Linked DNA regions of Mus musculus: regions 2, 3, 4, 5, 6 and 7 are each linked to region 1. A link is a loop called in an ENCODE intact Hi-C map of the cell type or tissue named here. Cell type or tissue: heart. All regions are shown on one strand.

Region 1 (4,000 bases):
TTTCCTTGAGATTACTAATGGGAACTGTTCTCTTCAACCCAGAACCTACACTCCAAATTTCTATTTGGGTCACTGTACCAGAGAACTGATACAAGCAAATAAGAGGAAAGAAAAGAATAGTAAGACCTTGTTCTGACTGAAGGAAATATGAGCTATAGTTCTACAAATACTACAGAGGAGCTTTTAAAGCCACAGAGATGCTTTAAGACTGCCATGCAAGCTCTATCAAGTGTGTTCATCCAACTCTGCTTTTCAATAGGTGGTTCTGAGCTTTTACACCTGTGGTTCTCTGTCCCCCTTGTGTCAGAGCTGTCTAACTCCTCATGAAGATATAGAATATGTTTAACATTATGTTAATTCCAATTCTTTGTTTTTAAACAAGTAGTTTTCTAGAGAAAAGAAAGGTGGCTATATAGGTGCATTAAGGACATCTGTATTGCCTTCGCACAAGCTAAGGCATTCATGTGCTGGGTGGGGTGGGGTGGGGTAAGATAAAGGGAGAGTGAAAGAAAGAAGTATTGAGGAATACTGTTGAAGAGATATAAACCGTGGAAAGAGGAGACCAAAGCCAAAAACATCAACACCTGTGCTCAGGCCAGCCAAAAATATGTATACAGGTCAAAGCGACCTTTAAGGAGCTGCTGTGGTCTGAGCTAAGACTAGAACATGGCTTAATGGTGATTTTATTGTTTTATCTTTATAGAATTGTCCTTTTCTTTCTATAAAACATACAGGCTAAGGGCATGCAAGTAGCCATTTTAAATAAGATGGCTTTCTACTGAGCAGTTCCCATAGCACTAACCTACTCCTGGTCTAAAGCCTGGAAACAGAGAATCAGAACTTAACGTGTTGTTTTAAAACAGAATCGATGTGCCAGGCTACTTACGTGTTAGAATTATGTATACATGTACAGAAATACGGTAACGACAAGATTTCTCTAAGCTATCACACCATGCCTAGCCATGACACCATCTTGGGACTAGCAAGACAGTGGATAAGGGGAGGGTAATGAGGTGGGTATTGGGGGTAGGTACATATATGAGCACAATATAATGGTATACTAGGACATTATTTGAAAGTCACAAAAATACCATTACTTCCACTAGGGGGCAATAGTGTGTTGCAGCACTGTGAATTCCCTCCACCTTGCTCAGCCTGTAGGAGCAACAGGAAAAATGTCAAGAAAAAAAAAATGTCGAGAGTGACATTTTTAGATAGCAAGCTGAGGGCTGGTTTGGGAGTCTTCAGCATTCACAGATCAAATCTGTAAAATTTTCAAGCCACTATCATGCCTACAGTAAGACTTGTTTTAATTTTGTAACAGTGTTTGTGTGTGTACAAGCATGCGTGGAAGCAGAGGTAAGCTCTCAGAGATGTACCATCTCAGATATGTTAACAAATGGCATGTGGCTTTATGAGGGGCCAATATACTTTATGTAAAAAATATAAGAAGTGGTCAATAGTCAGTTGTTCCCATTTAACTGCCAAGAAGTTTTCCTCACAGCAAGGGGTATAGAGTAAAGTATATTCTATGGCAAAATGATGTACAGTTTGCTGGATCCTGTAACTTCACATACGGAAAGAGTCATGTTCAGAGTTGTTGGTGGCCATGGTCCATGAGGTACAAGGTCACCCGTGAATAACACGGCACCGGCTTGCCTTCTTTGAGGAATGCCACAGAGTAAGTGCCAGCTGGCTCTGAAATGGTCCTAAGTATGCAGCCCCACACTGTGAAGACACCCAAAGAGCGCGGTACACATAACTGGCTTCAAGCAGGGACTGCCCCTTTCATCGTACATCTGAGCCAGTCCAGGTGCAATAAACGGACAGACCATCTCAGATGACCTATTAAGATGCACTGTTTTCAGAAATGCTTGTGTCCCACAGGCAGCATACACTGTGGATTCTCCAGGGATTTAGGGAACGCACAGGCAGCCAGGCCTACAGAGGACGGATTGTCACAGGCCTCTGCTGCCCCCTGCTGGCCTAGCTGAGGTCTGACAAAAAGGGAAGAAATGGCCATGGAGAGAAGTTCACCCCAGCCCCTGTGTCTCCCTGGCAGGCTGCTCACTTATGTTGGCTAGATTAAGAGAAGGCATTGTGCTTACAGCTGTGTAAGTTTCTGTTTTGTTTTGTTTGTAGAGGGGCATGCATGGCCCCAAGCTTTCACTGAATATCTACGTAGAGATGAACAGGTATATATGCATACATATGAGTCATACACATTGTACACATGATAGATACAGGAAGATATTCTCTTAGCATGTTTTTGGCCAGGTTCCATGTGCTGAAACAGAGGGTGGTGGGAAAGGGTAAAAGCCACCTCATCAGAACCAGAGGTCAGGAGAAAGACTGAGTCCTGGAAGACACAGGCCATTCAGCTATGGGAGAACAACCTCACAGGAGGAGGGACTGGAGAGACACAGGCCAAGGGGAAAGGAGTCAGAGAACATGGCTTCCTGACCACGCAGGAGGACAGGATGCCACTGAGAACTGACAGAGGAAGGAAGGAGGCAGGGTACCAGCTTCTCCATGGACTGCAGGAAGGCAGAGGAGAGAGCAGCCCAGCTCACAGGGCTGTTCTAGCTGCAGCTGGCTGTCTCTGGCTCCTGCTGCGGCGTCCATCTACAGCAGGGGGTCGACAGTGACTATGTCTGAGATAGGGCCCCCATCTGCTTGTGTGAAAATCCTCCACAGTGTCTGTGTAGTAAACTACTCTGTTATATAGTCCAGGAAGAAGGAAATCTAGCAGTGTGGCATGTGTGCCACAGGACGGGGGGTGGGGTTGGGGGTGGGGGGGAACCTTGGTCTACCACGGAAACAGGGAATGAGAGCAAAGGTCACGAGACCCTGGGCGTACCCTGCTTTAACTTAACCTCTCATTCATCGAGCTAAGAGACAGAGAGTTGAAAACACAAGTACTGCAGCCCCAAGTATGCGGTAGATGTGCAGGCTACCACTAAGTGTGAGAGGTTCTTTCTGCCTCAGCCCCAGAGGCGGCTGCCGACAGGACCCTGGCTTAAGTGAGACGTCTCTGCTATGTTAAACTTTGTTGGTGAAGTGAGGGAAGCTGCTGTATTCGTTTGCTGCTTTATCTTATGGGCTTTTTGAGACAGAGTCTCACCGTGTAGCCTTGGCTGGCCTTGAGCTAGCCCACGGAGATCCATCCCTCTCCCTCCGGAGTGCTAGCGTTAAAGGCGTATGCCGCCACACCTGACATGCTGCTGTGCTTTTCTGCACTCTCACTTTGTGTTACCTTTCAACCACACGGTGGTGGGGGTGTTGTTTTTATACTGAGTCTGCATGAAGAAAAAGGCATGACAACCACAGCGGGTTAGAGATGGTGGGAAGAACTAATAACCATGTATTAAAGACAGTGCTGGGGATGAGAACACATGATTTTCTAAGATCTCGCTACGCCATGCTTGGAGAGAGAAGGACGGCTTTGAGAAAGCAACAGGGATGGAAGTCAGACTCCGAGGATGACTGTGTTAATTGTTCACGCGCAGCGTGGCTGGTGCTTTTAGGCTTTCTGCTTTGAGAAACCCTCAGGAAGATTCGAACTCCAAAACGTCTAGCAGGAGCACATGAAGGTGTCTGGATGACTGAGAGAAACGAATTAAAAAGATGGACCCTCGTACTAGCAGACCTCTATGGTGAAGTTAGGCAAGCCCTGCAGTTAGGCAAGATGAATGGAAAGGTCTTGTTTGCAAGGGAAGCGGCCCCAACCTGATTAAGTCTTACCATTGTCTACAGAAATCCCAAGCACACTTGATATCTTTCTCACACTGAAAACACAGAAAAAGTCACTTCGTTACTGGATGCTTTCCACACCCTCACAAATTGATTCACGGGCTTAACGGTCTCTTGCGGGCGGAACGTCAGAATGTGGGCACTCAACCAATTACATGCACCGAGCGAGAGAGGCAACCGAATCTGACCCGGATGTGCCAGGAGGGACAGCAGAGGGTAGAATAAAATGAACAAAAATACGAGCCAA
Region 2 (4,000 bases), 750 kb before region 1:
GGGGCCTAGGGGGGCGGAGATACGGCTCAGTGGTTAAGACTCTTCTTCTAGAGGTCCTGAGTTCAATTCCCAGCAACCACAAGGTGGCTCGAAATCACCTGTAATGGGATCCATTGCCCTCCTCTGGGGAGCATGAAGATGGTATACTCATAAATATTTTTTTTTTAAAGATGAGGCCTGTCTTGTGAAGTTTCAGAGGGAAGTTTAAAAACTATCGGGACCATTTGCTATTTTGATTTGAGATTTCATGAGTCTGGTTAGCTGGGGCCCAAGAATCAGCTGTGTTTAACACGATAGTAGAACTACTAACGTGAAACCTTTGCTTTGTTGGGATACTGGATACTGGCCAGCCGGAGCTGAGAAATTATCAGTGATTAAGAGGTTGAGGTTAACTCTTATGGGAAGTGTTTCCTGAGAGTCAGCACACAGAAGCTGTGTTCCAGAGGCAGCCAAGTTTGTACCTCATGCTGGCATCTGAACTTGGTAGTATAAGAGTCATCCAGATGGTACCAGTTTTGAAGTCAGGAAGGGGCCATGGAAAACAGCTGAGGCTTGGCACTGTGAGAGGCCAGGAGAGGCCACCGGGGAAGGTGCAGCCTTGGTGGCAGTTGAAGTCCTAGGACTGAAGGGACCAGGAAAGAGAAGGTGAGGCTTGGCACCGTGAAGAGAGTCAATGAAAAGCTACTGATGAGAGCAGAAACCCCCCGGCCTTTTGGAAATGGCAGTACCATGGATGACCACCAAGAATAGCAGCTGCTGTGCAGTGGAGCCAGCGAGGCCTGGAAGACAAGCTGTGTGTGCTTCAGAGCCAGAGAATGACCCACGCCCCTTGGAGGAGCCCAGAAGACCATGAGTGGAGCTCAGATATTGAATGCTCAGTGATTTACACTTTTGGGAGTTTGCTTTTGCTTTGATTTCGTTGTGACTTTTCTCTGGTTCTTCTCTCTCGAAGTAAGAAAATATTTAACTTTATTTTATTTTACAGGAACGCGTAGTTTGAGGCACTTTGAATTTTTAACGTGATTGAGTTTGTAAAAACTGCGAGGTTTTTTTTAAAGTTATTTGTATTTTTAATGTGAGACCGTGGGGATGAATGAGAAAGGAAAGTGATGTCTGTGTCAGGTTGACAAGGAGTCAGTTGTGCTGGACAGTTTAATGTCAACTTGACACAAGCTAAAATCACTGAGAGGAGGAACCCGCTCTCTTCAGTGGTTATCTTAATTAGGGTTTCATGGCTATGAAGGGACAACATGATCAAAGCAATTCTTATAAAAGAAAGCAGTTAATTGGAGCTGGCTTACAGTTTCAGAGGTTCAGTCCATGGTGATGTGCAGGCAGACACGGTGCTGGGGGAGCTGAGAATTCTACAACTTGACTGAAAGGCAGCAGGAGACATTTTCACACTGGCCAGACTTGAGCATATGTAAAGCCCCACCTCCATAGTGATACACTTCCTCTCACAAGGCCACACCTCCTCCAATAAGGCCACACCTCTTAACCGTATCGTTCCCTTGGATCAAGCATATTCAAACCACCACAGTGGTTGATGGAGGATGGTCCAGTCCATTGTGGGTGGAGCCATCCCTGGGCTGGTGGTCCTGCGTTCTATAAGCAAGCAGGCTGAGCAACCCATGTGGAACTAGCAACCTCTGCATCAGCTCCAGTCTCCAGGGTCCCATTCTATTGGAGTTCCTGTCCTGACTTCCTTCAGTGATAGAATACGGATGTGGAAGTGTGAGGCAGATAAACCCCTTCCTCCCCAGCTTGCGTTTTGACCATGGTGTTTTCTTGCATCGACAGAAATGCTGAGTAATATGGCCACTGAGAACTGAAAGGACTGAGCTGTAAAATGTGTGAGCCTAGGGATGGAGAAAGCAGGGATCCTCATCCTCCCCCAGGGACCACAGTGGCTCTACAGAGGACAGTCAGTATTGAAGCCAGCCTCCCTCTGTCAGACAGGAGTGGGAAGAGCTAGAGGACCTCCTTAATCAGGGTAACCTTCTCACGTGGGGAGCCCTTAGCTCAAACAAGCAAGTGGTTACTGGAGTCTAGCCCAGGTGTCACTGGCCGCACCAACTGCCAAGGGCTATGTTTGCCCAAAGGAGATTCTTTCCTCTCTACCTTGGAAGAGCTCAGAGTTAGCTCTGAAGGCCACATGACAGCCAGAAGGAACCATAGTACTGATTGAACCTTGGCTTTTTTTCCTGCCACCTGCCTGTCCCCGACCACCAGACCCTATAACCCTCTGGGTCCTAAACACTCAGAGAGGGGTAGCCCACAGGAGATACTAGCCTTTCTCCTAGTCGGGAGCATATGATGTTGGCTCAGTTTTAAATTTTCGAGACGTGAAATGATGGTTGTGATTCAGCTTTGGGAATTAAGGACAGCCAGAAAGACACTCAGCCTGCACAGCAGATGGAGCTAAGTCTCTATCTGATGCCAAGCTAAGCCTTAAAGCCTCAGGGAGACATAATGAATAAAAGACCTGCAAATCCCCAAGTCTCTCCCCTGTACTCTCACCAGTCAGGTTTGAGAGCAATAGTCCTGCTTTAAAAAATGCGTCCTTGGGGGCTGGAGAGATGGCTCAGAGGTTAAGAGCACTGACCGCTCTTCCAGAGGTCCTGAGTTCAATTCCCAGCAACCACATGATGGCTCACAGCCATCTGTAATGAGATCTGATGTTCTCTTCTGATGTGTCTGAAGAGAGTGACAGTGTGCTCACATACATAAAATAAATATCTTCTGGCCTCCTTGGGAACACACACACAAACATGCACTTGCATACGAATATACATGCACGTACATGAACACGAGTGCACACACACACTCCATTACCCTCATGCAGACATTCACACATACACTAAAATAAAAATAAAAGGCTGGAGAGACAGCTTAGCAGAGCATATGCTGCTCTTGTAAAGGACCCAAGTTCAGATCCCAGCACCCACTTTAGATGACTGACATCCTCCTATATATAGCTCAGGTCCAGGGGATCCAGTGCCTTCTGGCCTCCATGAGCACTGCACTGCATTCACACGCACAACCCACACACCCCTCCATATACCACACATACACACACACACACACACACACACGAATATACCTACATATACATGCATACCTCTACACACACACCCCTCCATACACACACCCCCCCACACACACACATATATTCACACCCTACAAACACCCACATCCCTCTACACACATATATTCATACCCTACAAACACATCCCTCCAGACACACACACACACACATACCTCCATACACACAGCCCCACACCACACTCCTCTCACACACACATACACCTCCATACACACACACATACACCTCCATACACATACACAAATGCATGCATACCTCTACATACACACCCCTTACACACACATATGCACATCTTACAAACACCCACATCCCTCCATACACCACACACATACCGCACACACCGAGGGACGTGTGCTTACATATGTATTAATTAAAATAAATCTTCTTTAAAATAAAAATCTTTTAAAAGATTCATTCATACTGTCCCATGATGAGCTAAGCGAAAGTCTAGCCAATTCTGCCATAAAAATCTATCAGGACAAGCCGTGCTAGCGAGCGACTTCCCAGTTCTGCTCTCTGAGATCTTCAGCTAATCATCTGAGCCAAAATTCGCTCCTTTCTGCAAAACCTATGGGGTGGATGTGGGGGCGGGAGGGGGGGGAGTGAGTTGACATATAATTTTCAAGGGCTCTTGCAGCTAAAGAATTCCTATATTCTGACCAAAAATAAGTATCGCATATATGACAAGTTTAAAACACACTTAAACAGAGCTGGGGTGTGGCTTGGTGATAAAGCTTGAGATCAGGCACAAAGCCCTCAAGCTGCACATCACACTGCCTGCATCCGTTATGCACGCAAAGCCCTGTCAGGTGCCGCGGCTGCCAGGGTTCACCCTGTGCTTCAGGAAGAGAGACCTAGTCGTCATTTGTCTATCAGAGAGGATGTGTGCAAACA
Region 3 (4,000 bases), 210 kb after region 1:
AGGAAGAGAGGGAGAGAGGGAGGGAGGGAGGGAGGGAGGGAGGGAGGGAGGGAAAGATGCACATAAACCAAATTTGGCAAAACCTCGGTAATTATTCAGTTAATACGATGAAATAAAGTCTGCCACAGCAGATTCAATTTTGTATACTTACCCATACGCTCCTCAAATTAATACAGAATGACTAAAAAGGGCCCACAGATCTGAGTCCATAAGAAGGAGGGGAGATCTATTCAACAATGCCATGTGTATAAGCACATGTCGAACCCTGGCATCGCCCGCTGCCTTGGGCCATCTTCAGGGCTGCTTTGGGCATCTAGGGTGCTGTGGAATTAAGGCTAGCACTAGGCCAGGTGACCAAAGCAGAGAAGATCAACACTCTCATCTAAGCAGGCACCAACGGACCAAGGCATGGCCGCCTCCCGAGAGAACCGGGATTACTGTCTCAGATGCTCACAGGACAGAGATAGGCCAGAATTTATGTGACAGGTGCACCTGCTGTGACTTCCTGGCAGACACAGGAAAAGGGTGGAAGGTGAGATTCATGGGTAATATTTAGTGGCTTGAAACCTCTCCCAGACTCCTCCCATGTTCTGCATTCCCCCATCCGGGCCAGGAGCCTTCTCTGCACCTACGTTGTCATCAGCTTCCTCATATTTTGTAACAATTTCATCATAGATTATATCAGACACATGACCATAGACAGACAGACAGGTAGACAAAACTAAGAGTTGAGACACCAGCAAAGTGCCTGGCTATATTTAAGAGTGTCCAAGGAAAATGCATACTACTAAAAGTTTCATTAGACCAAAACAGCAGAAGCATGTCACACGTGGGGATACTGTCAATGGGCCACCCTCAAACAGGAATCAGATATTCAAGGGCTGCAGCACATTGATTAGTGTGGCACTGTGGAAGTCACAGCACAAGAAAGTGTATCGTTAGTTCCAATTTTTCCTAACATCCCTGATGATCACAGCACCCCAATTAAGAAAGAGTCCCAGCTGAGAGGAGAGAGGGGGGCCACAGAGGTTGAGACTACTCCCTCCTGCAGCTTCAAAAAGCAATGATGCTTCGGCAACAGAAGTTAATACAAGTTATCAAAGACACGGTCAGCCAGGTTCTGGTCCGTTCTTCAACTGACCAAGTTCTGTAAAACTGAAAAATAAAATCCCTGATTATCGCAGATCAAACTCAATTTTGAGTGATGTAGGGTGAGTTGGCAGCGCTGGCAAACGACAGAAAATCCAAACTGAGCAGACTGGATATGGAAATCAACACAAATCTCCACCAGCATCGTTCACACCAGCATCGTTCACACCGGCATCGTTCCTGTCTGACCCAGGACGGGCTCCGATCTGCCACGAAAAGCGAAGCATCTGCCCTGTGTTCATAAACAATGCTCCTTGGCAATCCCCCACACACTGCACCACAAGGCCACAGACATTACTTTCAAGGCTCATCTCCTCACATGTTCCAAGGAACACACCCACAAACAAGTCCCCTTCAAGAAAACAAACGCAAAGAGCTGCTAAAAAGTTTCCAGCTGCCCTGAGGAGCTCCCTCCAGCACAGACTGCTCCTCTCCCGGCACCAGCCCAGCATCTCAGCGTGCCCTCTTTTCCAAATACAGCAGGGCCGTCCCTGGCTGTGAAAAAGTTGATTTTTTAAACTTCACCTTTCTCACACCCAGTGGCCTGTTTCCAGGAGTCACTGACACGACTGGGTTCACCTTGGTTTGTCTTGCTATGCTAGCCTCAAGTCCCCAGACTTCAAAGTAATTTGTACCAAGGATGAAACGAGCAAGTTCACCCCTTGCCACTCATAAGAAGCCTCCAGACACCAGCTTAGCACACTGAGCAGAGATCTGCCCACCCAAACATCCGCGGGGAAACCTATTCGCTGGACCATCAGATGGGTGGTAAAGACCCCACCTCCTCTACACTGTATGAGGCCCGGGCACCTGCCAAGCCCCCCGAAACACCGAGGATGCGGTGAGGACAGAGAAACTTCCCAATTGGCAGAGGACAGGTAACGTGGGGGGCAGGGAAGTGGACAGAGGGCGGAAATTTCCCAGGAGGAGAGGAAAAGCCCTAGGAGGGCAAGCTCTGGACTCTGGAAGTTGCGGCCCCCAAAGATCTCCCCGCTGCCCGCCCGCTCCCTTTCTCTGTCTGCTCCGGATTTACCAGAGCGCTGGTCAGGCCCGCCCGCCACCTGCGCGCCTCGCTCACCAGGAGCACCGAGCCGCGCACCACCTCTGACACGCTCTGCCGCAGCTCCGCCGCCGTGCCGGGCTTGCTCAAAGCCCGGGTGAACTTCCGAGTCTCCGTCGACACAGGGAGCTGCTGCTGCGCCATCCTCCGGCCGCCGCTGCGGGATCCGGCGCGCGCGGTCTGGCCCGGTCGCGCCGCCGCCAGGTGCGCCCGGGGCACGGGAACCCGCGGTCCCGGTCGGGTCCTCAGGCGCTGCAGCCCGGGCCACGCCCTCTGTGCCGCGTCACGCCCCGAGGTGTCCTCCCCGGGCCCGCGTGCCTGCTGCGGCGCCTGGGCTAGCTCCGGACGATCCTACGCGCAGCGCTCGCCGCGACTCCCCCATGCCCCCGACCTCCCTGCGCGGCCGCCTCCTAGGGGCGGGGCGTCCGGCGAGGTGGGGCGGGGCCGATGGGCGGGGCGCCCTGTGGGGCGGGGCCGATGGGGCGGAGTCGGTGGGCAGGACCTGACTCTGGAATCTGGTGATTCCTCCGCCCCGGAGGGCACAGACCCTACATCCTGAACCTCTTTCCCCGGGTCTCCAAAGAGACTGTCGAGGCCCCAAAGAGCCGTGAGGGTGCGGACTCGCTGGCACCATAATGCCCTGAACGAGGCACCGGACAACGTAGTCTTTATTTATGTGACTGAGAAGATACAAGTCCTCGCCCTCGAGACTAGTCGGGCGTATTTGGGTCCACCTTACTGTCCCCAAACATGTGGCTCGCGGTGGAACTGGACAGCGTCGATCCGGATGGGCGTAGGGCCCAACACAGACCTCGGGCCGCGTGCTGCGTCACCTAGGACGCCAGCGTGACTCCTGGACCTCGATTATCTCAGCTACAGCCTGAGGACAGCGAACTGATGTGACTCAGCTGCAGTGCCAGCCTTCTACCCCGCGGGTGCCGAACCCGGGACCTCCGGGGTCACCGCTGCTGACGGCGTACCTCCGAGAGGACCATCTCCTGAAGCCTCTTCTGCCTTCCCCCAAATTTCCTTTCTCCCTCGTAAAGCACAAGGGCACAGCCCTAGCCCCCGCGCAGAGAGCGCGCAAGCAGGGGAGCTTGGGGCTCCGCTGATGCGCATGCTCTGTGGCTTCCATCGGGGCGGGCTCTCCGGCCCAGAGTCAGCCTTCAGGAAGGCTCCACTGATTGGCCCGGCTACTCAAGCCACACCCACTACCCCCTGATGGACAGCTTCTTACCTGCCTGGTCAGCTTCCGAGGCTTGGCCTTGAAAACCAGAGGCGGGGCCGGGGGATTTCTTAGGACGCCTCCTGATCAAGTGTTAGGAAACTTATGGGGGAAAAAAAAAAAATGGAATTGCGTCCCACCTCTTCAAAAACCCAAATCCCTGGCCTAAAGCTAATATTAGAGCTGAAGGGAGAAAATACCTAGTTTAGAGAGCAAAACACCACCATTCTGGGATTAATGAGCCGGCCTGGCACATTAAGATTTAGAGCTCGGGTATGCAACTGGTACTCAATAAATGCTTGCTGAACTGGATTTTATTTATTTATTTTTTGCACCCTACTGAGTTGAGTTCACAAGGTGTAACATTGAACAGCGGGAAAGATTGAAAGATTTTTTTTTTAATTCCTTGTTTAGTTTTTGTCGTTTTGTTTTAAGTTTCAATTTTAGTTACTTTGTGGGTCTGTGTACCTGCGTGCAGTGTCCATGGAGACTAGAGGCTTTGAACTTTTTTTTTTAATTACACACCAGCTTTTTTTCTCTTCTGTGCAAACCTGGAATGTCCTAGA
Region 4 (4,000 bases), 52 kb after region 1:
TCATCAGAGCTGGGGACGTGGGGGTCAGCATCTGCCGCACTGAGAAGTGGTTCAGGTCCACGTGGAAGTCAGCAGAAATCTTTCGGTTGTATTTTATGTCGAACAGGGACAGGGTGACAAAGAAAGGCTCGACCTGGGGAGAAAAAAAAAAAAAAAACATCAATAAAACAGCATGATCATAAAGCCAGTTTGGACAGATGATGCTGTGTAAGGAGAGCGATGAGCTGTGTATGTGACTGTCTCCTGGAGAAATGACTAGACGTGAAAACTTTTATCCCTTGTCACACAGACTGAGGCTATAAAGCATTTTTAAGAAACAAAACTTTCATCCCTGCTCATGAGCTTTGCTATCAAATGCATGCTCATGCAGATAAAATGGCTGACCTCCTTGGAGCATCTAAGATGAAATCCATATCCTGGGACGTCTTAAATCTGCCATCTTATTTTTGGCTACAACACCCCCTACCTCCCCCCCCCCCACACACACACCCCAGTGTAAGCCCTGCACATCTCTGGGCAAGGTTGGTGCACCCTGGCAGTAATGTAAGGAGAAACCTGTGACACCTGAAATTCTTCAACATTTAAAAGAAGAAACATTTATTCTTTAAAAATTATTTTGAAATTTGAGGACATTTTTATTAGAATTTAAATTTAAAAGCCCCTTGGCAATTTAGCTGTAGATGTCAGCAGCTGCCCAGGGGAGAACAGAGGGGAGAAAGTCATGCTTTTTAAGCCAGCAAAGAGGTCACCTATGAGGTGGACAGGCAGCCACGTGATGGGGAGGGGGCTTTTGAGAAGGCCAGAGTATCAGGAAAAGCACTCAGATTCTGATAGCATCTGAAAGAAATCCAGAATGTGCCTCTGTGCATGCATGCGTGCGTGCGTGCGTGCGTGCGTGCGTGTGTGTGTGTGTGTGTGTGTGTGTGTGCTATGTGTGCCTTTGTGTATGTATATGTGTGTGCTTCTGTGTGTATGTGTGTGTGACTCTGTGTGTACCTGTGTATGTATGTGTGTGTGTGCATGCCTGTGTATGTGCGCCGTGTGTGTGTGTGTGTGTGTGCCTCTATGTGTATGTGTGTGCATACCTGTGTGTGCTGTGTGTGTGTGTATGTGTGTATGCCTCTGTGTATTGTATATGCGCACGCATATCCAGCGGAACCCCGTGGATGATTAGTTTATGTCGTGACTGTGCTAGGAGGTGGGAATTCTGGGAAGGAGAAAGAATACAGTACTATGGAGGAGCTAATGATTCCACCTTTCTCTTCAGCATGCCTTAGGTGAGCCAGGGGACTGACCCGCCCAGCCCAGGGTACAGATTTGATCTGGACTTTACTGCCCCTCTAACATTCTCTTCTCTAAAGACACAGTGTTGGGGGCAGAAGGAGACTCTGGTCCCTGCATGCTTTAGGCTGACTCTTTTTTAAAGCCTGACTTTTGAAAAGGGAAGTTACATTTGTCGTGGGTCCTTCCTCATTCTCTGCGACACAGCACTGCAGGTTAAAGGACAAATCGTTGCACTTGACGAGAATCCTTTTCCCAAACTTTTCTTCAAAGGGCTTCACTTCTGGTTCAGCGGATGAGAAGTCAAGTTTCTTTAAAAAGAGAATGTGGATATATAAACACGTGGCACTCCCAGTAAAAATTCCAGCATGAATGCTCTAGGCTCCTAAAACCTGGAAAAGCTGTATACACACATCCACAACAGTGCTGCGACTTTGTTTTATATTTAGTAGACATATTTAATAGACACTTGCTATTAATCATGACAATCACATATATGAGGATATACCAGCTTGGACAGTCACATATGTGAGAATATACCTGCTTGGTGGATAATTATGCAGGTATTAATGTTATAAACAACCTAAACACACTTTGTGTAAGGACACATACGTTGCATTATATATGTACAAACACACATGTGTGTGTACATACAGGCATGCATACTCAGTAATAAAAAGGAAATTCAGGGCTGGGCCTGGTGACACATACTTGTAAACCCAGAACTAGAGAGGCAGAAGCAGGCAGCTCTCTGTGAGTTTGAGATTAGCCTGGCTTACAGAGTGAGTTTGAGGCCAGCCAGAGATACATAGTGAGATGTGGTCTTAAAAATAAAAGGAAGTTTTGGATTGGGTAGACTGCATGCCATACAAGCCTGAGGACCAGAGTGTGGAAGGAGAGAAGCAACTCCTGAAGTTGCCCTCTGACCTCCATGTGTAGCTGAGGTTTCATAGCTCATGCGCTGCCTAACACACAGTAACAATCAATTGATGAACAAATCAGGGATGCTCCTTGGAAACATGTTAGGTAGAAGAAGACACAAAAGACAGGTTCTGCAGGATTCCACATTGATGAGCTTGCTAAAATCGTTAATTCATAAAGATAAAAGGTGAACAGAGATGACTGGAGCTCAGGGAGGGCAGACATGGGGACTGCTATTGAAAAGAGTTTCAGTTTGGAAAGATGAAAACATTCAATTCTTCTGGAAACAGATGGTGCAACAGTTGCAGAGAACTTATTTAATACCACCGAGTTGGTTTGTTTTTAATTTGAATTCTATTTTTCAAATGGCTAAAATTGTAAGGTTTGTGCTATAGGCATGCTACCACAGTAAACGGTGTACAAACAGGAAGTCAGTGAAGAAACCTAGAAAATGTTTATTATTAAAGCTAAGTGGGAGAGGCTGTTCTATTAAAGTACCCAAATGGGGGTGGGGGTGGGGGTGGACAGCATTTAGGATGAAGTATACCAGATCCTTGTCCCTTCTTGGCACCTCTGTGGCATTCGCCGCCCTGGGCCCTGAAGATCTTTGTCACACCGTGTTTGGACACAGGTGTGGGTTACACACACTCCCAGGCTTCTGTCAGGAACTGAAGCTAGCTGAGAAGTGTTACTGCCTCTGGGTGTCTGCAATGATGTGGGCCATGCTCTAATGGTTATTTTCAGGGGTAGCTTATACGGACGGTCACTGTGAACCTCAAGATCCAGGCTGGTGCCTTTCCGGAAGCTGGCTAAACACTGCTCTCAATACTCAACAGTACTGAATATCAAACATTCATGACCTTTACATTTTAAATATTGAATTAGCTCTTACCTGGGTATCTGGGTCCAAGTAAAAAAGCTTCACTCTGCTCTCGCTTTTCAATTTGATCTCTGCTTCTCTGGTGCTCTGCGGACAAAATAAAAAAGGTTCTAGCTAACAAAATCCTTTGTTCTCCACCTCCCAGAGGTATTGAGGTATCTGAAAGCTGCCTGTGGCAGTTTGAATGAGAATGCCTGCTCCCCACCCCCACCCGCCATGAGGTTCATATCTTTGAATGCTTCACCCAGAGTTGGTGGAACCAGGAAGGGAAATACTGTTTTTGTTTTTTTTTTGTTGTTTGGTTGGTTTTTATTTTTTTGTTTTCTGTTTTTTGAGACAAGGTTTCTTTGTGTAGCCCTGGCTGTCCTCAAACTCAGAAATCTGCCTGCCTCTGCCTCCCAAGTGCTGGGATGAAAGGCCACTACTGCCCTGCTGGGAATTATTGTTGAAGGAGCTGCAGCGCTTGGGGTGGGATTTGAAATTTGGAAAGCCCACACTAATCCAAGCTAGCTTTCTCCCTCTCTGCCTTGAGCGTGTATAATGAGATGTGAGTTCTCAGCTATTGCTTCTGCACCAGGCCTGCCTACTTGCTGCCATGTTCCCAACCACACAGTCATGGATTCTGACCCTCTGAAGCTGTAAGCAAGCCCCAAACAAACTTTCTTATATAATTTGTCTTGATTGTGGTATCTCTTCACAATAGTGGGAAAGTATGATACAGATTCATCTACAAATGTGGCCTATGAGACAACACCGCCTGGTCTCTGGGAGGCAGCGGCACGCCAACCATGGTGGCATAGGTAGCTTGGGCTGAAATGCTGTAGGAGAGACACTGCTGGCACTGATATCCCAGGAGACTTTGCGTATGGCTGTGTCTGTGAGGTTTCCAACTGGAATCTCTCAGTAAATGGCCATGGA
Region 5 (4,000 bases), 340 kb after region 1:
CGATTACAGGGCAGCAGGCTTTGTTCTGAACATAAAGAACAGGATGAGGATGTGTTCCCAGCCAGAGAAATAGCAGACAGGCGTGATCATCTGGAGCGGGGGAGGAGCTGGGACCAGAGAACTGTTCTCAGCTCTTGAAGGGTGCCCTGTGAAAGAACAATTAAGAATGGAGGATGGGGAGGGCTAGCCTAGGTGGCTGCTATGATAGGGAGGTGGCATGGTGGCATGTCGCTTCTGTCCCCAACCAGCAGAAAAGAGCGACGACACAGCGTTCTTCTCAAAGCAGTTTATTCAGGAACCTTTCAACATGCAAGCAGGAATCTCTCCTAGCCCCCAATCACAATCCCTTATATAACCCCTCAACCACGTCCCATCAGCCCAGTCCGTGTAATCTCAGTTCATTGGCCTTCGTCAAATGGCCTGATCTTGCATCATGGTGCACCTGCGCAGCTCTCATGATGGATGTGGCTTATTTTCAGGTGTATGAGGAAGTCAGGTGCAAGTCATAAGACTTGGCTGCTGTCCTGGCGCCATCTTGGCACTACCGCCACACCCGCTCCCCACAGTGGCACATGTGTGTAACCCGGGACACTGCTTTAGCCTGGGCATACTGAGTAGCCGCAGCACTCAGTACCCATGGAGTATTTGCCCTGGGCAGGGCTAAGTCTGGCTCAGAATAGAAGCAGAGGGCAGGCATGACCTCAGAGTGTCCAGCATTAGTGTGAAGCTGAGTGAACCCCTTTGCCCCTGACAGTCCTAGCTCTGTACTTGCTTTACATCTGGATTCACGAATAGGCCTAAAGAGTGAGAGACTCACTCACCAGAGCCCAGTGAGGCTGGGCTGTTCCCAGGAAGCCCACCACAGTCCAGCAGAACGTGCGGCACTCACTGCAATGTAGGGGCCTCCATTAGTTAATAGACTACCTGCAAAAAGCCGGAGACAATATTTCTGTGTCATCGGGGGGATTGATTCCTTTCCTGTGAGCAAAGATGATTTTTAAAATTTGAAAAGTACACACTTGTAGAAAACCTTGATAAATATGAACAGAGTGAGAGAATCCTGACATTAAGAGGTGAGTTGCAAGGCCAGGCATGGTGGCACAGGCCTTTAATCCTAGCACATGGGAGGCAGAGGTGGGGGCAGGGGCAGGGGCAGGGGCAGGGGCAGGCGGATCTCCATGAGTTTGAGGCTAACCTGGTGCAGTGAGCTGGTCCCAGGACAGCCAAGGCAACACAGAAACCCTGTCTCAAAAAACAAACAGAAAAGAAGAAAACAAAAAAGAAATAGAAAAAAAAAAAGAAAGAAAAAAAATGAGTTGATAAAGATATGCGTTTAAAATACTCTTGAAGTCAGATGTCAGAAGTTCACTGAATTTGAATAAACACCTAGATATTCTTACCTAGGTTTATTAGATGGTGTAAGTTTGCATATTAGTGATAAATTAGTAACCTAAAGTGGCAGTTTTTAAGCTCTGCCTGTAGTCACACCTGGAGCCACTAGATGGCGGTATTGGAACTTGGTAAAACCTGTAATTCTACTTAAAATTGTTATTAAATGAGGCTTGAGTGTTATTAAAAGAGCTGAAATGTTACTAAGTGATAACATATTCTTTCAGTAAAACTGGTAAGAGGGTGGCTGGGAGCATCCAGAACCAGCTTTGACAGTTGTCTTCCTGTCTCTGAAGCTCCTAGGCCCAAGTGAGAGTTACGAATTACTATTATCTACTCGCATTTATTTTTTCCTAAACAGTACAGTAAAGCGTATTTCAAACCATAGGAACACTTTTTGTGTGTGAATCCCCACCTCATTCCCTTGTGACAGAGTCTTTCACAGAACCTGCATGTAAACTGGCAGCCATCAGGACCCAGAGGTCCTCCTGTCTGTTTTGCACAGTGCTGGGTGATGGGTATGCAGAGCCACCCCCAGCTTGTACGTGACGGCTGGAGATTTGAATTCTGGTCCTGTTGTTTGTGCATCTAGCACTGTTACCCACTGAGCCTATTCCTGAGCTCCAAACATCACATTTAACTGTGTAGCAAGTTGTCATGCAGGGCAGCCTGGCTCTAATACGGAACTTAAGGAAGAATTCTTACCGATATCTGAAAGTTAAGGAAAGGGGAAGGCGGGTTGTTCTTTTTTTGTAAGGGGATTTAGTGATCCTGTTGAATAACTGTTTTGTGTGAGCCACAAACCGTATTTTTATCAGAATTGTTGGGTAAATGTTGATAGGAAAGTAGTCCTACTATGTAGTGGATATGAATGCCACTACCCTACAGCACACGCTTTAGCAGTTGTCTTCCCATGTCGTGTCTGTGGCTAGTATTGAGTGCAGATAAGGTGGAAGCTCAGTCCTTATCTTGTCATTCCTTCGACAAATGGTGTAGTTGTCAACAATAAGTAAATATTCTCAGAGCTCAGAGGAAGGAAGTAGGAAACTACGCGTTGGGGGACTTGATGGCTGGCGGTGCAAATGTGCACGTGAGTTCTAAGGAAGGATAAAAATAAGGAACAGGAAGTTGATTCATGAAAGTGATTTTTATTCCACTGCGTGCTTTAACTGAGAAAACAACCTAGAAGATGTGCTAATGTTTTATGGTGAATTGGTCTTTGAAAAGTGAGTTCTAATCAGTTTTTAGAACTGCTCCAGGGTGAGGAGGGGCCCATCTCCGTGTTCTGTGCATTGCAGTTATTCAAGCACACGTGTGGAGGCCAGAAGAGGGCATCATGTCCTCTGGAACTAGAGTTGTAGACAGTTGTGAGCCACTGTGTGGATACTGAGAACAGAACCCAGGTTCTCTGAAAGAGCAGCCAGTGGTCTTAACCACTGAGCCATCTCTTCAGTCCGTGGATCATATCTATGTAAAAAAAAAAAACCAATCTATCTATCTATCTATCTATCTATCAGTATATATGGATATACAGATATATAGATACAGATATCTACACACACACACACGCACATACACACACACACACATTATAATGCTGTATTTGTTGTGTCCATGTTTTAATTTATATCTCCCTAATCCAGTGCTGTATTGAGCTGCTCCTCCGACCCCAACCACTAGAGAGGGTTTCCCTGTGTAGTCTAGCTGGCTGTCCTGGACTTGCTTTGTAGACTAGGTACAGAAATCCACCTGCCTCTGTCTTCTAGGTGCTGGGATTAAAGGCGTGTGCCATCAGGCCTGGCATTGGCTGCTTTTTATGTGCTCAGCTGCTGTTCGTGTATTTTCAAGTCTCTCCGTGCACCTGTACTTAGATTTGTGACTTTCTTATTATTATAAGAGTTCTTTGAGAGTTCTTTGTATTCTCATACCAGTTCTTTAGGTGTGCATTTAGCAGATACTTCCCCAAGTTTATCTCTGTTGATTTTTATAATAGTGACCTTTGAAGAGTGTAGTTAAATACTCTAATGAAATAAAATCTACCAGTTTATAAATAGCCTATGCTGTGTACTCTTTGGAAAAATCTTCCTATGTTGTGCGTATTTGAGAAATCTCTGACCTATGTAGGTTTCTTCTAGAAATTTTATTTTAGGTTTGCCATTTGGGTTTATGCTCTATTTTGAATTTTTAATATATGGTTCAAAGTAGAGCTGTCTTCCTCACTCAGCACCTTCTGTGTGACAAGGTAAAGCCTCACCTGCCCCTGGAAAGCCCCGTTTTTGCTGCCCCCCCAGTTGCTACTTCTTCAACACGATCCTGACTTAATACCCCAGTTTAGTTTGTCAGTTTGAGCCACACATAGTGAAGCACAGGCTGTGTCTGGTTTGTTTCTGTCCTTTGTTTAGCTGTTTCCTTGGTGCCCAATGTAGCTCTAGTCAGTCTCGTCGTTAGTAGTGTAGTATTGTGGCAAGTCAAGACACCACACTCCTCCAGTTTCTATGGCCCCCTGTACCTCTTGTGCTGTGGACAGACACATGCTTCTGTTTGGTGATGTCTGGAGTTGGAATCTGAGTTGAAGGGTATCGTGCTTAGCTGTTGAAGATTGCTGCCATAT
Region 6 (4,000 bases), 220 kb after region 1:
ACATCGGAGAAGGGGTCACAGCAAGATGGGGGACTTTTTTTTCTACAGGCCTGATGACATCCTTAGCTTTGAGGTTGGTGGAGGCTAAAGGTCTGCTAAGTTAATAGGTTCCAAAAGGTTTTTAATCTATTAGTCACGGGATGCTAGTTCTGACACCGATGTGGAGTACTCGTGGGCTAAAGCTAGCTGAGATATGGTAATTAGCTCTGGACTGCAACATGCCTACCTTTCGGTATCAGCGCAGTTTTAACTGTCAGTGTTTGCAAACATAGCCCTTTTCCCCAGGAATTCTCGTTCACAAAATGTCCACAACCAGAACAAGTAAATCCATAGAGACAGAAACTAAGTTTGTGGTTTCCAGAGGCTGAGGAGAGACTCACGGAGAAAACCTGCTAATGAGCATAAAGTTTCTGCTCAGGGAAAGGAGAATGGCCTGGAACTACTTATGCCTTGAGCCATAAGACACAGACTGGGGACATCTTAGAGGGCACTGTGGTGACTCTGAACTTGACTCTGTGTAAGTTGGAAATCCACTGTTGGGTTCTGAGCCTAGGAAATAAGTCAGTAGATCCCCATTTCTCTTCCTGGATGAACAGACAGAAGACTGCATTTTCTGACCTCCCTCATGGTGGGCTAGGATTGTGTAACAAGATATAGTTAACAGATGTAGTTGAGATGTTATGTGAAATTTTTATGCCTGGCCAACAAGCTCCCTGCCTGGTCCTTCAAACTCTTTCTTCCATTTGCCACAGTAACCATGAGAACCAGATGTGAAGGTGACTGGACCTCTGTATCATCCCATACAGGAGAGCAACTGCTTCCTAATGAGCAGGGTTCATTATTGGACTGGTATGATCAAAAATGGAAACTTTGTGTCCAGCCACAAGGTTAGGTAGGGGTGGTTACAGCTGTGTTAAGAATAGACTGAGGCAGGGGAGAATAGGAGGCATTCCAGAAAATTATATTAAAAGATACCAGACAGAAACTAATGGGGATTATGTCTATTTATTAATTGATTTGTGAAAATTAACACACTTCTGCAAATCTGCTTACAGACTAGTATGGGAGACAGACATACATCTGACCCTGCTAGGCTGGGGTGGAAGATGGAGTGGAGAAGTAATGACTGACTTTACAGAGATGAACCATGAGTGGCCAGCTTCATCGAGAGGACAGGCCTTTCAATGAACACAGGCCTGTAACCAATATCCACAAAGGTGCAGCACAGAGGACCTGGGGTAAAACAGGTTTACACGATGACATATAGAAAACACCCAGCACACCCTTAATTATCTGAAGTGAACTCACTTTCACTTGCTACACATAGGGAGGCAGAGGCAGAGGCAGGAGGATCTCTGTGAGTTCAAGGCTAGCCTTGTTTACAAAGCAAGTTCCAGGACAGCTAGGGCTACACAGAGAAACCTTGTCTCAAAAAGACAAACAAAACTCCACCAGCCTTCCAACAGTATGTTATCAAAAGTTATTAGCCTCTGGGTTTGGGGAGACAGATCTGAAGTTAAGAGCACTTACTGCCCCTGCAAAGGACCGGAGTTGGGTTCCGGACACACGTGATAGCTCACAACCATCTGTGATTCCAGCACAAGGGGTTCTAAAGCCCTCTTGTGGCCATAACAGGCACTACACATGTATGATGCACATATGTATGCAGGCAAAACACTCATGAACATAAAATAAAAATAAGTAAGTGAGCCAACTGGAGAGATGACCTGGAGTCAAGAGGACTGACTGCTTTTACAGAAGACCTGGGTTTTGTTCCCAACACCTACGGTGGCTCACAACCACTGGTAGTAACTCAGTTCCATGGCAGCTAAGGCCTTCTCTTGACCTCTGCAGGCACCACGTGCACACACAATGTACACATACATACATGCAGGCAAAACACTTACCCACATAAATAAACCTTTAAAGCGATTTTTAAGGATTTTTTTTTTTTTTTTTTTTTTTTTTTTTTGGTTTTTCGAGACAGGGTTTCTCTGTATAGCCCTGGCTGTCCTGGAACTCACTTTGTAGACCAGGCTGGCCTTGAACTCAGAAATCTGCCTGCCTCTGCCTCCTGAGTGCTGGGATTAAAGGTGTGCGCCACCAAGCCCGGCTAGGAATTTTTATTAAAACAAGAGTTTTATAATCTAAATTACATTTCCTTACTCAGTCTGTCACTAGAGTCCTGAGCCATTCAACAGTAAAAATTACAAAATTAAAGGACTGCTTTAAATTATTGTATTTTGCTTTTTTATTTTTTTTTAAAGTCTCAGGTTCTATAAAACACTAATTTGTTTTTATATTTTACTATGTTTTGGATTTTTTTTTTTTTGTTTTTTTGAGACAGGGCTTCTCTGTGTAGCCCTGGCTGTCCTGGAACTCACTCTGTAGACCAGGCTGGCCTCAAACTCAGAAATCCACCTGCTTCTGCCTCCCACGTGCTGGGATAAAACAACTTTTAATAAAGAAATCTTTAAACAAAAGAGAGAAGGTTTCAGGTCTTCTTTTGACAAATATGATATCAAAATATGTAGTATTAATATAATTATATAATGTAAAAGAAAAAATATAAAATAAATAGATATAATAAAAATTATTTTAGCTTTGTGACACAGAATCTCATGTAGCCCAGGATGTCCATGAACTCGGTAGGAAGCTTACAATGGTCTCGAACTCCTGACCCTCTTGCTTCCACTCCCAAGTGCCAGGGTTACAGGTGTGCATCCAGCCAAGCTAGGGAGTTATCATATGGGACAGATAGTCGAATTGACCCCTGGAGACAGAAGTCCTAGAATCTGCCAGTTACAGCCCTGGAGGCCTGCAAAGCTGATTGGTGCCGTTCTAGGACCCGAAGCCCAAGGTGGTACATGTTCTAAGATGAGGTGTGGGAGTCAGTCACTAGGGACAAAGGCTGAATGTCCTTGCCAGAGCAGAGAGAAAACGTCCCCCTTCCTCAGCTTCTTATATCTAGTCACAGCAGAGACACAATAGGTGACCTACTCCTGGGAAGGCCAACTGCTTTATTCAGTCAGCTCCTCACACTCTAACTTCTTCCAAATACACTTTCACAGATTTGCATAAAATAATGTCTGGCCAGTTATCATGGCAACAGCTGGCCTAGTCAAGTTGGTCTATAACATTATCCATAGGGATGCTGCTGGAGTTCAAACCAGGCACAAATGGCTAAGGGAGGTACATATATTACAAACCACATATATATATATATATATCACATACTGCATATATTACATACCAAAGCAGACCTAGCTTCCAGGTTCTCCCAGCATCCCTTGATCCCTACCTGCTATAGGACATGGCTGGCTATCCTGCCCTCTGCCCTGAACTTTCTAGCCTTTCATGCTGTGTGCATGCCTGCACATGGTCTCTCTCTCTTTCTCTTCTCCACTCCCGCTGACTCTCCCCTCATGGAAACTTCCCTGGCCTTGTTCCCTAGGATCAGTGAACCCATTGGAGAGTGGCTTCCCAGTAAACCTCCTTTATATATTTTGGTTTGGCCTGGATTGGCTCATTTCATTGCTGGAGAATGACTTATAAGAAGCAACTAAAGCTTTCTCCTCGGTGACTCCCCTTGTTGGCAAGGATCTCCAGGAAGCTATTACAGTGGATATTCAACAACAGCTTTGAATGACTTTAACATAAATATCGTCTGATTGAAACAACCCCAACCTAGTTTTCTATGGATAAGACAGACCTAGGAAACCTTGCATAGCTTTTGTAGAGAATGCAGTAAAAAATACTGAATTAATGAATTAGAATTAGGGTGGGAGGACTTTGATAAAGCCCCTTTAAAACATATTCTCAGTGCAGAACAATACTAATCTCAAAGTCTTTTTCCAGGCTTGAGACCTGGAAGAATGTTAGCAGAATAAATCCAGAGGGGTGTGGCCATGGAGAACCCTTACGAGCACAGCTGGCTTGGCGCCCTCAGTCTTCCCCTGGAAGCAGCTAAGGCGGACCTCTCTTCTTCTGGGAAACAATT
Region 7 (4,000 bases), 160 kb after region 1:
GGAAGCCGAGGCATTAGTCCTCTTGTTCTTAATGAGAACCACAGTAAATTCAGTGACAGATTCCTCCAACTTCCGAAAATAAACAAAATCAAGGCCATTTCTGAGGAGACATGTGGCTTAATTTCATAATAAAGAGATTGAACAAACTCATTATGAACCAAAGAAATGTCTTGATATTAATGCATTTCCTTCTTTTAACTCATCCGAGACACCAGAGTGGGTCACTCACCGGCTAGAAGGCCCAAGAAGATGTTAAGTGTTGTGCTAAGGCCATGCTAATGAGATCATGTGCTATTAAAACTGATTCTAAGGGGAGCTGGAGAGATGGCTCAGTGGTTAGGAGCCCTGGCTGCTCTTCCAAAGGAACCAGGTTCAATTCCCAGCACCTACACAGCAGCTCACAACTGTCTCTAACTCCAGTTCCAGGGGATCTGATACCCTCACACTAATAGATATAAAATAAAGTTAAATAGATATTTTAAAAATGACTGTAAAATCCATTCAGATACCAAATTCCTTAAATCCCTCCTATTTGCAAAAGATAAGAATAAAGCTAAGCCTTTTTCTTCCACTGGGATAAGAAGAACTACAAATAACTAATTTATATGCTACAAATTAAAGGGGTTTGGTCTTCTGTTGCTTTTTCATTGCAAATGCCAAAATCTTCATAATCTAACAGGATTACTGAAAGATATGTCTTCAAACATAAAACTTTTTTATTCTGGGTAACTTGTCTGTCAACCTGTGTTACAAAATCCTTAGTTTAGCAGATGTCTCCTTAATTTAAAAAAAAAAAAAAAAAAAAACAGACCTAGAAATGGTACAATTACATATAGAATTTTCTCACAGAAAGATTAAAACTACCTAAAAATAAAAGTTTTCATTTCATGCCATTAAACGCTTAGTAGCAGATTCCAACTGTCTAAGATGCCCTGAGGCACAAATGAGCTCCCAGCCGCTAAAGTAACCGTTCCTCAATATGCGAGGTAAATGCACGAGGATACAGGATGCTCTGCTGTATCTGAACATACAAACCAGACATCCGTGTACACCCGTGCTTTCCTCCTCTGACTGAGAACTAAACCTGGAAAGGTTCATACCATATGTCCTGCTCCCTGCAAATCAGTTTATCCAGTAACAGTGCAGATTCCATCTTGGTTCTGAAACAAAAAGTCTGAAGGTGAAAGATCATGCTGCAGCCAGAGCTCCCCAAGAAAGGCCAAGCCCAGGACAAGAAATTCCTAACGGCCCATGTTGTCCTCAAGTAGGAAGGAGGGAAAGGAAGCTGCCGCCCCGGGAGACAACCACTGAGTGAGGGAAACATCCAGGAGGCAACCTGACCCATGGTACCCAGCATCTCTAGTCCTGCAAAGCAAGGGCTTCTCTACTCTATAGGCACTGGCTGCGACTGCAATTTCCTCTGGGAAAAAACAGAACCATTGTGTTACTGTTCGTCAATAGTGGCCTGATGGGATGGCACAGAAGATGCACCATCCTACGGTTTGTATAAAGTATACCTCATCTACTGTGCAGTGTAACTGAGTCACAAATGAGGGCTGCGAGGTTCAAGACACGGCTGAGTCACTGAGTGTCTACGCTCGCATGTCCGTCATGTAGCCACAGACATCCAGATTAGACTTCTTGCCACGTAATACTTCAGTCGGGCATCCTAGAAACTTCTGTATTAACATGCTAAGTAGAAGGAACATTTTATATTAATAGAGGGGGTGACAGATCAAATGCCTGGCCAACGTCAAGGGTCCTCAATATGGCTCGGATGCAGGGATTCTCTTTCTCCCATCCTCTAATCACAAAATATATTCAAGATGCTCCATCTAGTGGATTGTTTGAGGATCCTCAGGCTAAGGAAAACACATTTTTAACAGCTCAGGACATCCACACATCCCACATCCACAGCCAAACCGCATCCCTGGAAGCCAAAGACAAAAAAGCCCATAAGAAGTTCTGCAACACAATCCCAGTGGAGGGAGGAGCAGGAGGAGGGTCGTGGCTTCCGTGCTTCCTCGGATCAGGACGTCACCATGACTAGTCAAACACAGCTGCACCCTAAATCACTTTGCCCGATTTCCCCGGTTTTCTCTGACACAGTAGGAACTAGCAAGGAGATCGTTTCAGAAGCAACAGTAAAACCACGGCAAATGAGATGTGGCAGAGGCGGTGGCTCGTGACCCTGATCACCGTACCTATCCAAACAGAACTTGGCCCACAACTATGCATAAGCAACTTTATCTGTAATAACCAACCACTGGAAACATGATTAATAAATGATAGGTCCATCAGTAAAAGGAAGCAAGCAAGATAGAGACAACAACATGGGTGGCCTCAGGATCATTATTCTAAATGAAAGATGCAAGACAAAGCAGAATTCATACCACAACCCATGTTCATAAAAACTCACAGTAACAGAAAGTAGATCTGAGATTTCTTAGAGACGGCAGAGAAGCCACACAGACAGATGACAGACGGGTCCAAGGCACTTGAGCCAGGGTGGTGGACGTGTTCATTACTCTTAATGCGATGGCAGCTTTCATATGTGGGTGTTTAACTTATTTTAAGTATGCACAGCTTCAAGTATTTCAATTGTTCTCAGTAAAGCTACTTGGTGGGAAATGCCCATTCTCCCTACATTCCAACAACAGACTCTCGGGCTAATATGTGCGCTTGTTTGCCTTAAATCTGTTCAACCCGAAATTTTCTTGTCTTTAAGGGGAAACAGACTAATTATTAAGAGGAAAACACTGTTTTTCCACCACTTTTACGTCAACATAAAGCTGGCTTCTGAAAAGGGGAAGACATACGCACATTCCACAGTGTCTCTTGAAAAACTGGAGGATTCAGCTTTCCCGTGTGCCATTTGAGGCCCCTCACACGGGAAAGCGCACTTACACACTCAGTCATGCACGAGTTTATTATGTGAAGAGAGATTCAGGGAGGAAGGCCAAGCTCACAGAGAAATCCCTGCACGTCAGCAGATTAGTCCAAGTTCTTCCACTTCTCAGCGCCAGGAAGAACTTAACCTCTGGAATGAACACGGCCCACATCTGCAGCATGGCGTCAGTGACTGCCTGCTCGCTGAGTGACTGTAAGATGAAAGGATGACCTGACTTCACTCCATTCACATGCCCTTTTCCAGAGAAGTCCTAAATTAGGTCCGTAAGAGTTCATCTTACTACATATCCAGGGTGGAGAAGTGCCTTCAGGAAAATAACTTCATTTCTTTATTGGGGTATGTGCCACGGATGTGTGGGGCAGTCAGGACAACTGGTATTATCATTTCTCTCCCTTTGTATGAATCATAGGACTGGAACTCTGGTCCTCGGGTTTAACAGAGAGCACCTTACCCACTATCTTACCAGTCTAAAAGACATCTTTTATGGATTAATTTTTATATATAAAAACAGCATGCATTTGGAAAATAGATTCAGTAAGCCTATTACTTTTCTTCCTTGAGTTAGATTTTTATACATATAGTGATTATGGTGAAGTCTCCAATATACCACATGTTGCAGGGATATTTGATCACACTGTGAACCCCAAGACTGTGTTATTTACTGAAAGAACTGTTTCTAGCTGTGGTGTGGCTCAGCCCTTAGCACCACACCCTTAGTGCACACCTTTAACCCTAAACAATGGACGTAAAGTTAGCTTGTAGAAAGGAAGCACCCATATTTGAAAGTGATTCTATTTGAATGGCAGACAAAGTGGTGAATCAGAGAAAAATTTGACAGAATAGGATATGCCCAATTCTCACGGGAAGAGAGAAAAGAGAAGCTATTTAAGAGAGCACAGAGAGAGGGGGAAAAAAAGAAGGCATTTTTACCAGGAAAGCTGTACAGAGACAGGTCGCAGAGAGATAACAAGCCAGACAGAGGTGAAGACAGAGCAAGCCAGAGAATGAGAAGGAACCAGAAAATTAGAACATATTGCTGGGCTGGAGAGGTGGCTCAGCCGTTAAAGGCTAGGCTCACAACCAAAAATA

What was found. Peaks named below come from ENCODE experiments on the same cell type or tissue, not always from the same donor. Only the 100,000 strongest peaks of a DNase experiment are listed, where the experiment ranks them.
Region 2: a loop joins it to region 1, with 2.7 times the contacts of the local background. A loop is called at or near these places in 4 of 42 quality-filtered maps.
Region 3: it touches region 1 in a loop (4-fold over the local background); 8 of 42 quality-filtered maps call a loop at or near these places.
Region 4: a loop joins it to region 1, with 2.1 times the contacts of the local background. A loop is called at or near these places in 3 of 42 quality-filtered maps.
Region 5: a loop joins it to region 1, with 2.4 times the contacts of the local background. A loop is called at or near these places in 3 of 42 quality-filtered maps.
Region 6: it touches region 1 in a loop (2.9-fold over the local background); 8 of 42 quality-filtered maps call a loop at or near these places.
Region 7: it touches region 1 in a loop (6-fold over the local background); 17 of 42 quality-filtered maps call a loop at or near these places.

What each region holds. Positions count from the first base shown.
Region 1 is chr14:121,587,567-121,591,566 of GRCm38, forward strand. The region is part of intron 38 of Dock9 (dedicator of cytokinesis 9); the gene reads right to left. Among named protein-coding and RNA genes, the nearest start is that of Slc15a1, 84 kb to the left of the region's middle. In heart, CTCF peaks have their summits at 1,106 (motif pointing right) and 1,980 (motif pointing left); a DNase peak (open chromatin) is centred at 1,955; H3K27ac peaks cover 757 bases.
Region 2 is chr14:120,833,530-120,837,529 of GRCm38, forward strand. No RefSeq gene overlaps it. Among named protein-coding and RNA genes, the nearest start is that of Gm33173, 13 kb to the right of the region's middle. In heart, a CTCF peak has its summit at 2,398 (motif pointing right); no DNase peak of the experiment used is centred here; H3K27ac peaks cover 593 bases.
Region 3 is chr14:121,795,263-121,799,262 of GRCm38, forward strand. It overlaps a transcript of Dock9 not described here. Among named protein-coding and RNA genes, the nearest start is that of Ubac2, 81 kb to the right of the region's middle. In heart, a CTCF peak has its summit at 2,369; DNase peaks (open chromatin) are centred at 1,469, 2,679 and 3,379; H3K4me3 peaks cover 2,679 bases; H3K27ac peaks cover 2,222 bases; H3K27me3 peaks cover 1,367 bases.
Region 4 is chr14:121,640,027-121,644,026 of GRCm38, forward strand. It overlaps Dock9 (dedicator of cytokinesis 9), which reads right to left. Exons shown (of 54, transcript NM_001081039.1): 10 at 3,095-3,169; 11 at 1,452-1,592; 12 at 1-133. Among named protein-coding and RNA genes, the nearest start is that of Dock9, 56 kb to the right of the region's middle. In heart, no CTCF peak of the experiment used is centred here; no DNase peak of the experiment used is centred here.
Region 5 is chr14:121,927,055-121,931,054 of GRCm38, forward strand. The region is part of intron 4 of Ubac2 (ubiquitin associated domain containing 2); the gene reads left to right. Gm46485 (a long non-coding RNA gene) reads left to right here. Exons shown (of 2, transcript XR_001781471.2): 2 at 1-4,000. Among named protein-coding and RNA genes, the nearest start is that of Gpr18, 13 kb to the left of the region's middle. In heart, a CTCF peak has its summit at 1,504 (motif pointing right); no DNase peak of the experiment used is centred here; H3K27ac peaks cover 686 bases.
Region 6 is chr14:121,803,050-121,807,049 of GRCm38, forward strand. No RefSeq gene overlaps it. Among named protein-coding and RNA genes, the nearest start is that of Ubac2, 74 kb to the right of the region's middle. In heart, a CTCF peak has its summit at 1,620 (motif pointing left); a DNase peak (open chromatin) is centred at 3,942.
Region 7 is chr14:121,751,308-121,755,307 of GRCm38, forward strand. It overlaps a transcript of Dock9 not described here. Among named protein-coding and RNA genes, the nearest start is that of Dock9, 55 kb to the left of the region's middle. In heart, a CTCF peak has its summit at 1,832; a DNase peak (open chromatin) is centred at 1,954.